3 separate regions of the Homo sapiens genome follow, and all the other regions are linked to region 3. Evidence: chromatin contacts called from ENCODE Hi-C or POLR2A ChIA-PET data. All regions are on one chromosome and are shown on one strand. The core of a region is the stretch at or near the end of the contact, and the rest is flanking DNA. Distances in the headings are between cores, read along the strand shown.

Region 1 (4,084 bases), core at 766-3,265, 44 kb after region 3:
GGTTGTTCCATGGCTTAGGGTTCATCATCCCTAACCTGCAGAGGCAGCTGAGGGAAATGTAATTCAGGGAAAGATAATTAGGTGCACTCAGCAGAGTGGAGGATGTGGATAAGGCTCAGCAGAACAGAGGGTGGAGTTCAACAGGGTGGTGGAGAGCCCCGAAGTCCACTGACAAACTCCTGTCCTCCCTGATGCTACTGATAATTGGCAAAAAGCCGCTGATAATTGGCATAATCTGTCATTCGCCTCAGGAGACTGCTTTGGATGAAGTCAATTGAAAGGTAGGAATTAAAGACTCTAGGATGAAGGGTCACTAGTCCAGGGCTTTGGCAGATTAAATGGATAAGAAGGCATGAATCCAATAGCTGTTACATGGAAAGAAATGGTAGGGTTTGACAGGAGTAAATGAAAAAGTGAAGATTAGGAGAGTGAGAAGCCTGATGGCTTATGAAGGACAAGCAAGATAGTGGGCATTTTATATAAAAGTAGGAAGCTATAGAGAACTATTGTGTCGGGACCGGATGGGCAGCTGGAATTTCAACTGATGGAATGACACCCAGTTGGAGATGACAGAGAATTGATCCATTGAAAGACCAGACTGGATTCAGACTTTTACTTGGAAGTCACTCTTAGAAATAGAGATGGAAACTTTGAGACTTGCTGGCTTCCAACACAGTGTTTATAAATAGGAATAACTGTGCGATTTTCATGGAACTATGTCTTCCCTTTCAGAACAAATAGAAGAAACTGATGTCTACCAAGATTTGTGCTGGGAACATCTGAGTGATGAATACGTGTGTAGCCGGCCTCTTGTGGGCAAGCAGACAACGTACACTGAGTGCTGCTGTCTGTATGGAGAGGCCTGGGGCATGCAGTGTGCCCTCTGCCCCCTGAAGGATTCAGGTGAGCCCATATCCAATTCCTTCTGCAGGAGGCCTTTGGGGACAAGTTCATCTCACCTCCTTTGTAGCCTGACATTTCTCTTCTGTATCTTTGCCTTCACTCCTGATATCTTACTTTCATCCCGTGTGTGTGTGTGTGTGTGTGTGTAGGGCAGAACTGCATAAACATTTGGCTCCTGGTTTACCTCTACTCCCGACCCTGTCGTTAATTTTTGAAACTCTCATTCCATTACCCCAATGAATGATAAATGACCCAAAAAAACATAACTTAGCAATCAGTGGCATAGGCTTAGAATTTATATTTCCTGGCAGTTCATTTTTTACTACAATTCTTCTCATTCCTAACAGTTTCTACTTAGACCAAAATGTGTATTAGAGACGGTAGAAAATCATTCTAGGTCAAAGTCCAAATTTTCATGTCAATCTCTGTATGTGGAGATATAAGAAACGGGTTACAACAAAAAGGGAAAAGTACAGAAAGTAATTGAAGAAGTATTTCAACAAATCTCCTTTCCTTTCAAGTTCTAGATCTATCTGGGTTTAAACCTTTGGTCAAATGGAAAAGATGAGACAGGCTAAGCTCCCAGTTTCATCCCCTCTCCCAGTTTGGAGGAGGCCTGGAAGGTGCTGGCTTTGTGCTTCCTGGCTAGGCTGTTTGGTGACCGTTGAGTTGTGCACTGATTGCTAATTTCCCTTTTTTACCATCATAGCACCTTCTCATTAAAGGAAAGCACTCGAAAGTGTCCAGTATATCCTTTTGTAAAGTTGACTTGTTAAAGCTAGAAAGATCATGTGCAAGTAGAAAGCAAAGGAGTTTATTATGAATATATTCTCAGAATGGTCGAGAGGGGAAAAATTGCTTGAAAAGAGGAAATGCATTAATTTTTAGTTAATTCAATTAGAATATTTCTTTCAAGCTCTTTAGAAAATTAGCTTTGCAGCTTAGAAATAACTTAAAACCAACGTAGCATGAAAGAGAAAATAATTGGGAATTCCCGTAAGAAGAAAATGAATAGCCAAGGATAAAGAGCAAATACACAAAGCACTAGATGGCAATGATAGCAGCCCAGAATTGGAAAGAGGGCAGGTCTGGGGCCAGTTGGCACTGAGTCTGGAATCCAGCACTGCCATAGCAGCTGCATGACAAGGGGAAAATAACTTCACCCTGTACAGCTCATTTGTAAAACGGAGGCGTCTACATCTGTCCTGTTGGGTTGTTGCAAGGGCTGGGAGGATGTAGGTAGAGCAGGGGGTAATTACTAGCTTTACTGGTTGTTTCGGGCCCTGGAAGCAGATGCCACGGGGAGATAAAAGTGAAATCACTAAGTTAATGTGAGTTCAGTGAGGCTTTTGAGTCATTTTCTCACAATGCTATACTACCTCAAATCTTTTTTATTTATGCAGTGGTTTTATATTGTCTAATTTTTTTCCAAAAATCACATGTATTCCTCCTAAAGTATTAAAATAATCAAAGAGGTTATATTCCCCTCCACCTACCCCATCACAGTTGAACTCTGCTCCTTAAAGACACTCACTTTTGACAGTTGGGTTTTTATCATCCTAGCATTTTCTTATATATTAATTATCATTATATATTGATATTAGTTATTGCTGTATATTAATATATTTATATCCAACAGAGTATTTATAACTGAAGTCTATGTCATCAATCTAAGCTACACTTTGCTTGTTATTTTGCACTTCAGCATCCCTGAGATTGGGGTCATCTGATAATTATGACATATAACAATGTCCACGGGTTATTTTTCCCAATTTTTAACATCTGTTATATCAAGATACATTTTACAATCTAGGATCTCTTAAAATAGATGAAAGTTAGAACTTAAAATTTTTTTATATTGATATATTTAGGGGTGCAAGTGTAGATTTCTTACCTGCAAGTATTCCATAGTGGTAAATAAAGTCTGTGTTTTTTGTGTACCCTTAACAATAGCGAACACTGTGCCCAATAGGTAATTTTTCAACCCTTACCCCACTTCCAGACTCCCACATTTTGGAGTCTCCAGTGTGTATTACTCCATTCCATATGTCCATGTGTACCCATTGTTTAGCTACCATTTATAAGTGAGAACGTTCAGTATTTGACTTTCTGCTTCTGAGTAATTTCAATTAGGATAGTGACCTCCAGTTCCGCCCATGTTGCTGTAAAACACACGATTTTATTCTTGGTTACGGCTTAGTGGTATTACATGGATAAAGAAATTTTCTTACTGAGGCATTCCTACAGGTGCATATGTGGAGGTTCATTGCAGCATTGTTTATAAAAGGAAAATCAGGACTGGGGCAAGATGGGGCAGGGAAAGGTTAGGGGAGGAAGAAAAACAAATGCCCAGCACAAGAGATGGCTAAATAAATCATGTACATCTATAAAACAGATTCCATGCAGCTGTTTAAAAATTACCATCTTTTGGCCGTGCGCGGTGGCTCATGCCTGTAATCACAGCACTTTGGGAGGCCGAGGCGGGCGGATCATGAGGTCAGGAAAGATCAAGACCATACTGGCTAACACAGTGAAACCCTGTCTCTACTAAAAAATAGCCGGGCCTGGTGGCGCATGCCTGTAATCTCAGCTACTCAGGAGGCTGAGGCAGGAGAATAGCTTGAACCTGGGAGGTGGAGGTTGCAGTGAGCCGAGATCGCGCCACTGCACTCCAGCCTGGGCGACAGAGCGAGACTCTGTCTCAAAAAAAAAAAGAAGTTACATCATTTGAATTTAAATTAGTACAGCCTTTATGGAAAACAGTATGGAGATTTCTCAAAGAACTAAAAATAGAACTACCCGGCGATCCCACTAACTGGGTACCTACCCAAAGGGAATGTCTTTATCCATTCCTCCATTGGTGGATACTTAGGTTGATTCTATCTCTTTGCTGTTGTGAGTAGTGCTACAGTAAACACACAAATGCAGGTATCTTTTGGATATAATGACTTCATTCCCTTTGGGTAGGTACCCATAAACAATGCTGCAATGAACCTCCATGTATGCGTCTGCAGGAATGGCTTAGTAAGAAAATTTTGACAAATAAAAATACCAGGCTAAGTGTGTACACTTTAAATTTATGATATTATTCTGGCTGGCACCATGGCTTACGCCTGTAGTCCCAGCATGTTGGGAGGCCGAGGTGGGTGGATTGCCTGAGCTCGGGAGTTTGAGACCAGCC
Region 2 (3,855 bases), core at 827-3,326, 46 kb before region 3:
ATTTTTTTCTTAAACCAACTTAACCATTTTGGGAAAGTGTTACTGGTTTAATTTTTTGAAAGTTTATCCCTTAGCTAAGGGAGCTCAAAAAAAGGTTTGCTAAACAACTGGAATTCTCTTACCTCTTTGTTCAACATTTGTTTACCTCGCAAATGTAATATATTTACATAAAGGTGAAATAATTTCCAAAAGCTTTTTGGGTAAAGTAAACAAAATATGAATTACAGAAACAGCTACCTAAAAACATGTATTTAGCAAAAACAAATTAACATTAGTGTATACTGCAGTAAAGAATTACATTCATTTATGTACATAAGACTTGATTTTTTTAAAGGGATTTTAAAATTGAAAATCCATATATGCTGGCCTGAAGGTGTCAGTCAATTTAGAAATTTAGGGATCTCATATATGCTCCTTTTGGAAAAAAAAAAAGTATCTCAGAAAGATATGCAGTAGAGTTAAATAAATCATTTTAATGTGACTCTAAATTTAATTTCTCTTTTTTTTTTTAAGAAAAAGAAAATTCAGCACTAAATTATGAGGCCAATAGGAAGCAACAAAGGAACATATCTAATTAATACTTCTTTAGTATATGTGAATTTTGCTGTTTGGTGTGTGTGTATGGGGGAGAAAGGAGACAGCCACCTGGTCCATAATTTGGCTATTTCCTTGTCATTTGTATACATTATATGTGTCACTTTCAGAACCTAGAATATTAAGTTAGAAAGGCAACAGAGATGACCTAATCCAACTCCATCCACATGCACGGAGGAAGAGTCTCTTTCATGGCATTTCTGACTCCCTACTGACAGCAAATTCCATTGCTTGGATGTCTCTCGTTATCAGGAGAATCCTTCTGTGTTGACCTGAAATCTGCCTCTTTGAAACACCAGTGTCATGGTTTTGTAGTTTTAGCCTTTGAAGTGATACACAGTAGGCTGCTTCTCTCTTCCAGGAACAATCCTTCAAGTACGCGAGGAGAAAGATCGTGTCTCCTTTTGCTGTTGTCCTCAGTTATAAAGGTTGGGTGGTACCCAGGGAATAGTATGATGGTATTTTACAGAACAGGGAAACTAAGTTCTTGCTACACAGAACTAATATTTTTATATGTATTTTTGTTAACAGATATTGATGAGTGTACTCAGGTCCAACACCTCTGCTCCCAGGGCCGCTGTGAAAACACCGAGGGAAGTTTCTTGTGCATTTGCCCAGCAGGATTTATGGCCAGTGAGGAGGGTACTAACTGCATAGGTAATGGCAGCATTCTTCCTGCTTACAAATTCTTAGATCTGAGTTTTTAGATCCCCTAAGACTATCATCAGTTCAGTGCTTATCCAGACAACCCAGAATTTTTTATTAAACAATTATCATGACAGCAGTCTGCTAGATCCCAGGTGATATAAAAATGGATTTTTTTCCCCTAACATTTTTGAAGAAAGAGTGTCATATATGTGCATAGACAAGATACATTAAATGTTACTTTTGGACCACCCTGCATGAATCAAAACTGGATGATTTTGATGTGTGTCAAACAAATCAAAGGGAAAGTAGAAATCAGTTACTGGCCAGGCGCCATGGCCCACACCTGTAATCCCAGCACTTTGGGAGGCCGAGCCTGGCGGATCACCTGAGGTCGGGAGTTTGAGACCAGCCTGACCAACTTGGAGAAACCCTGTCTCTACTAAAAATACAGAATTAGCCAGGCATGGTGGTGCATGCCTGTAATCCCAGCTACTTGGGAGGCTGAGGCAGGAGAATTGCTTAAACCCAGGAGGTGGAGGTTGCAGTGAGCCGAGATCACACCATTGCACTCCAGCCTGGGCAACAAGAGCGAAACTCCATCTCAAAAAAAAAAAGAAATCAGTTACTTCGTTATTATATTTGAGCTAAGCTGGGAGATGGGAGAGGTTTGAAACAGTATTTGGAACACAAAACTCAACAATGCTATCTGCTCTTCGTAGATGTTGACGAATGCCTGAGGCCGGACGTCTGTGGGGAGGGGCACTGTGTCAATACTGTGGGGGCCTTCCGGTGTGAATACTGTGACAGCGGGTACCGCATGACTCAGAGAGGCCGTTGTGAGGGTGAGTCAGCTGAGAGTGTTCAGCACACATGACGGTGATGTGCAGGGTTGGTAGGCACCTTGCCTGGTTCTTGTTTCCTTCCCACACTCAGTGCGTGACACCAGTTTATCCAAGCTCTTTCTGCTTCCTAGATTCACAGGCTCTTTGCCTCTTCCTTTCACTGGCTCTTTTGGGATTATTTTCCATCTTCATGCTCTCATTATTTTTCACCTCAATATCTGCCTCTCTGGTATTTGGAATGAAATCACCATAGAATGATTAATTGCATCATATTTAGTAGAAACACAGACTTAATTACAGAGTCCGGACCATTCATCTGGGAACATGCTGCAGGTGTAACCAGTGTTGATTTTTTGTTTTTGACCTTTTCACCTACTTACATTCCTTTGTCTCCAATGCTTTCTTTTACATGTGTTCTGGTACTTTCTCACAGACTCCCCAAGAAGCATGGTCTGACAAACTTTGGTCAGATTCCAACTGTGCTTAATAAAATTTCCTCATTATTGACCACAGCAATGAGCTTTCTCTCATTATAAAAATGTTATAAAAAGTATTTATAGCATGGTCACAATTATTATCCTTTTCATATTTCTTTTCACGTTTGTGTCCAAGTTGCTCTGGTTCTTTTTGAAACCAATGTAGTGAGGCCAGGCACGGTGGCTCACGCCTGCAATCCCAGTGCTTTGGGAGGTTGAAGCGGGTGGATCACTTGAGGCCAGGAGTTTGAGACCAGCCTGGCCAACATGCTGAAACTCCCTCTCTCCTAAAAATACAAAAATTAGCTGGATGTGGTGGCACACGCCTGTAATCCCAGCTACCTGGGAGGCTGAGAAACAAGAATCACTTGAACCTGGGAGGCAGAGGTTGCAGTGAGCTGAGATCATGCCACTGCATTCCAGCCCAGGTGACAGAGAAAAACCTTGTCTCCAAAAAACAAAGCAAAACAAAACAAAACACTATGGCACTTTTTTTGCAATTATTTTCATGAAGAAATACACTGACCTTCTGCTAAAAACCTGTCATGGAAATATGAGGGTGAAGGAACACGGGATCTGTGAGGGCACGGGAGCATGGTGCTGGTTCCTTGGGGTTCCCTGCCTGGCTGTCAGCAGAGCCTAATAGATCTGGGCTCTGTTAGGTGGGGCAGGATGGACTAGGTTGGCACAGCCAGCCCTCAGCTGTCCCCTGGCTTCTGCCTGTTGGTTTTCTTCACTGCTCTAATGACCCAGGCCTGGAGGGAGAGCTAATTAGACATTTTTTGGCAGCCTACACTTGCCCCTCCTGCTGGTGTCTTGCCTCTGCCCCTTGGGTTCTAATCTAGAGAGAAGTGGGAGTGTTTTATGTTGCTGGATCTCTGATCAGCATGGAGTTTTGTACCCTCCCCGAGGGCCACGAGGCTACAGAACAAGCACAGGTGTAAAGTGTCTCCACGCTGCTCTTCCAGGGAACTCTCCTCTGCTGAAGAGATGCAGCGTGGGAGCAGCTCACCACGCCCACAGTAACTGCCTGACCTGTAGCCACTGACTTTGCCCCTTTGAAACGTAGTACATCATCTGTAAAATAGGAACCATGAAGTTAACTTTCCAGGTTTTCATGAAAATAACTTCATGTTGCCATAACTTGTATGATGCCTGTCACTTTGTTAGTTTTCAAGAAGTTATAGTTTCTTTAAATCTCCCCCCATCCCTGACTCCTTTTGTGTTTGTATAGATCTCAAGCACCTCTGTAGTTGCGGGGAGTGCTTTAAAAAAATGGGGTGTTTATTTGACAA
Region 3 (3,852 bases), core at 1,034-3,533:
CTTACTTAGAGGCAATAACTAATAGATAACTAAGATGTTAGAAAGTGTGATAAAGGCTGGGCATGGTAGCTCACACCTGTGATCCCAAGCACTTTGGGAGGCTGAGGCGGGTGGATCACTTGAGGTCAGGAGTTCGAGGCCAGCTTGGCCAACATGGTGAAACCCTGTCTCTACTAAAAATACAAAAATTAGCTGGTTGTGGCCGTGCACACCTGTAATTCCAGCTACTCAGGAAGCTGATGCACGTGAATTGCTTGAACATGGGAACTGGAAGTTGCAGTGAGCCAAGGTCACACCACTGCACTCCACCCTGGTGACAGAGCAAGACTGCCTCAAAAAGAAAAAAAAGCGTGATAAACTCTGTGAAAAAAAAAAAAAAAGAAAAGGTAGAGCACAATATGGGGGACCTGAAGGGTAGAGAAAGAAGTGGAAAGCTGCTTTGATGCTAACTGGGGTGGTCAGAATCGGCTTTTCTGCTTCTGTAAGTGAAAGAAATACTGAAATTTTCTGAGTGAAGAAATGAAGCCATATGAAGTGCCTGTCATGTTCAAACTGGTCTTCTACTGGCGAAGTGATAAAAGCCCATCAATAAATAGGTAAGGGAGCATGAGATGGCAGCCGAGGACTTTCTTGCAGCTGTCAACATGAATTCTATTGTCCAGACAAGAATAGAAAATCAGATAAAGTACAACGCCAAGAGTTGTAAACACTTGATGTAAACTATGGACTTTGGATGATAATGATGTAAGAGTTCATCAGTCATAACAACTGTATGTACCAGTCTGGTGCAGGAGACTGGCAGTGGTAGATGCTGGGGGCTGGTGTGAGGAAGACAGGATATAAATGAAAACTCTCTGTGTAATCTTATTGGGAACCTAAAACTGCTCTTAAAGTCTTTTTGAAAACTCAGACATATTTTTGGCATTACCTTTTTTTTATTGGAAAGGAAAAATGAAAACCTTTCATTTTATTAATAATTCTATATTCCACTCCTGTATTTTCTTCTCTTGGATGATGATGGTGATATTATTTCTCACTTTTCAAAATAATACCCTGGACTGAGTATGGGATCAGCAGCTTCTCCTCCTAGTTTTCAAAAATGATTCTACTATTTGATTGAAAAATTGAGCACTGCAAGACTGGAAGAGGGCTTCTTGTCACATCTAGCCTGAACTCTGACTCCCACAGTATACCCAAAGTATTCAGGAATCAAGTCCTATTGCTAAACATCTATAGAGACTCTAACCCCATAACCTTCTTAGGTATTTACTATAAATCACTCCTTGCTTACACATTCATCTGAAATGGAAACCGGTAAAAATTGCCAATGCGTTGACGTGTACTGAAAGTAGTGATATCACAACCGAGAGAAGGTGGATTCAAACTCTCAGGCTAATTTTGTATTCATTGGGAACCAGAAAACACAAGAAAGACAACATTGCCAAATCAAAAAAGTAACAAATTGGGAGCAGACGTGGGGTTTGTTTTCACACTTCTAGGTACATTTTCTATGAACGGGGGAGAATGAAAGCATAAAGCCGTGGACAGTGCCCCAAGGCAGTTGGTGGTTTTGTGGCATGGATATAGAACTTTATATCTGTCACCAAATAGAAAATGCTTTTGAAAATGACTCAGCCAAGTGGGATGCTGAAGAACTCTGATGCAGTAATGTGTTACATGTGGTGTGCTTAGCCCAAGATTTTCAGGTTTTTAAGAGTTTTCGGGTCTGAAACTGAAAACTGTACTAAGAGATGATGATTTTAGTATTTCTTAGTAGAGAGAATTTTAACAACAGAATCCACTCTCTTCCATGTGTAAAAAGAAAAAGGATCATACAACATTCTAGGTAAAGAAAGAAAGTGGCTTCCAGCTATAAAAGCTACTGTTCACACTCACTCTTCCTGTGAATGTACTTCTGCAGAAGTGAGTGAAAATGAATGTTTAAATCATTAGGGAGAAAGCTGAGGAAATTTTTCTGGAATGAGTTGCTTTTGGACTTGAAATGCAGATTTTCCATGCATTGCTTGATTGTCTTCCATATATCAACATTTGTATAAAGAAATTCATAATAGTAGCAAAAAATTTGAGATCTCTTCCTAAGCCTTTTTTTTTTTTTATCACTGCTGACCTTTTCAAACCCCAGAGCTATGGAAATCATCTGTTCATAGAAGGAGAAGTAAACACTTGCCTTGCAGCCAAAAAATAGGCAGAAGACTGCCAGAAAGTGAAGTCTGTGACTAGGCTAGCTGACCTTGCATACCGTATGCTGACATCCACTCATGCTCTGGTGCTGGGCGTCCTACATCTGACTCCTTTGATGTCAACAACCCGAGTCCTTTTTAGATCATGGAAGGTTATTGTAAGCAGTGTTTTTGTACTTGAGACCTAAACTGTAATGCTTCATACACATATTCCAGAAACAGTTACTTTTTAGACATGTGATAGAATATTAAGCAACTATCTTGGTCTCCCACTATGAGTGGACTGGAGATACATTATATATCTGATTGCATGATTTTATTAAAACAGTAGCAAGAATAATGTATAATAGCATTCACTGAGTTCTTATTACAAGCCAGGCACTATGCTAAGTGCATTGCACCTGTCTTCTCATTTAATCTTCACAATAAATCTGTAAGTAGGTTAAGTATTAATTGGTTTAATTTTGGCTGCAACAAACAGCTTAGAATGAGGGCATTTATTATACGAATGAGAAGTATAGTACAAGATTGTTACCTCTTGCCTCCTGTAGGTCCGTATTTAAATGCTGTTTCCTTAGTGAACCGGTTTCTGACCGTTCTTTCTCAGATTCACTCACCGTGTAATGAATGAATTAATTCACTTCCTGTTCTTTTTTCCTTTTGCTTTTTTTATTTCTTTACCACCTTATTCTACTTCTTTACCTTGTTTATTGTTCTTTGTCACACTCCATTGCTAGACTTTAAGGCCAGTGAGATCGGGATTGTTTTCTGTATTTTTTACAGCTCTGTATGCCATTGGGAATACAGATGCTACTCAATTTATGATAGGGTTATGTCCTCATAAATGGAAAGTCAAAAATGCATCAAATACACCTAACCTACCGAACATTATAGCTTAGCCTAGCCTGCTTCTAGCACATTCTAAACGTGCTCAGAACACTTACACTAGCCTATAGTTAGGCAAAACCATCTAGTACAAAAAAAACCCGATTTTATAATAAAGTGTTGAATATCTCATGTAATTTATTGTACTGAAAGTGAACAGAATGGTTATATGGGAACTCGAAGTACAGTTTCTACTGAATGCATATTGCTCCTGTACCTTCATAAAGTAAAAAAATCGACTAGGCGCGGTAGCTCACACCTGTAATCCCAGCACTTTGGGAGGCCGAAACAGGCAGATCACCTGAAGTCAGGAGTTCGAGACCAGCATGGCCAACATGATGAAACCCCATCTCTACTAAAAATGCAAAAAATTACCCAGATGTGGTGGCACACACCTATAGTCCAGCTACTTGCGAGGCTGAGGAAGGAGAATCGCATGAGCCTGGGAGGCGAGTGAGCTGAGATCACACCATTGCATTTCAGCCTGGGTGACAGAGCAAGACTCCGTCTCAAAACAAACAAACAAACAAAAAATCATAAGTGGAACTATCCTAATTTGGAGACCATCTGTAATTAGTTGGGGCACAATACGCATTTGGCAAATGAATCAAGGGAGGAAGGGACAGTCTGTAGCTCATCCTGGAGTACTAGGAAACATTCTTAATAAGATTACTCCAAACTGAATGTGATGTACACTTCTGTGAAGCCTTCCCTATTTTTTGAAGACTTAATTCTCTAATGCACACCCTGCATAACTACTGGGTGT

The links. A loop is a pair of places that touch in the nucleus more often than their neighbours do. ChIA-PET counts read pairs that join two places held with the same protein, here RNA polymerase II (POLR2A). Pooled maps may share reads with other maps.
Region 1: a pooled map shows a loop between it and region 3 (5-fold over the local background). The contact joins two enhancer-like sites. A Hi-C loop is called at or near these places in 1 of 37 single-sample maps with no recorded cell type and 4 of 50 pooled maps. POLR2A ChIA-PET finds 5 or more read pairs at or near these places in 6 of 52 experiments (A673, AG04450, CD4-positive, alpha-beta T cell and 3 more).
Region 2: a map with no recorded cell type shows a loop between it and region 3 (5-fold over the local background). The contact joins two enhancer-like sites. A Hi-C loop is called at or near these places in 1 of 168 maps with a recorded cell type or tissue (A673), 20 of 37 single-sample maps with no recorded cell type and 15 of 50 pooled maps. POLR2A ChIA-PET finds 5 or more read pairs at or near these places in 5 of 52 experiments (AG04450, MCF 10A, Panc1 and 2 more).

The regions. Positions count from the first base shown.
Region 1 is chr2:33,364,601-33,368,684 of GRCh38, forward strand. It overlaps LTBP1 (latent transforming growth factor beta binding protein 1), which reads left to right. Exons shown (of 34, transcript NM_206943.4): 31 at 733-903. Among named protein-coding and RNA genes, the nearest start is that of MIR4430, 52 kb to the right of the region's middle. Within about 2 kb of position 2,016, at least 6 of the 41 ENCODE cell types and tissues checked have a DNase peak (open chromatin) inside an H3K27ac peak, as active enhancers do.
Region 2 is chr2:33,273,840-33,277,694 of GRCh38, forward strand. LTBP1 (latent transforming growth factor beta binding protein 1) reads left to right here. Exons shown (of 34, transcript NM_206943.4): 17 at 1,126-1,251; 18 at 1,962-2,084. Among named protein-coding and RNA genes, the nearest start is that of MIR4430, 140 kb to the right of the region's middle. Within about 2 kb of position 2,077, at least 11 of the 41 ENCODE cell types and tissues checked have a DNase peak (open chromatin) inside an H3K27ac peak, as active enhancers do.
Region 3 is chr2:33,320,032-33,323,883 of GRCh38, forward strand. All of the region lies in intron 24 of LTBP1 (latent transforming growth factor beta binding protein 1), which reads left to right. Among named protein-coding and RNA genes, the nearest start is that of MIR4430, 97 kb to the right of the region's middle. Within about 2 kb of position 2,284, at least 5 of the 41 ENCODE cell types and tissues checked have a DNase peak (open chromatin) inside an H3K27ac peak, as active enhancers do.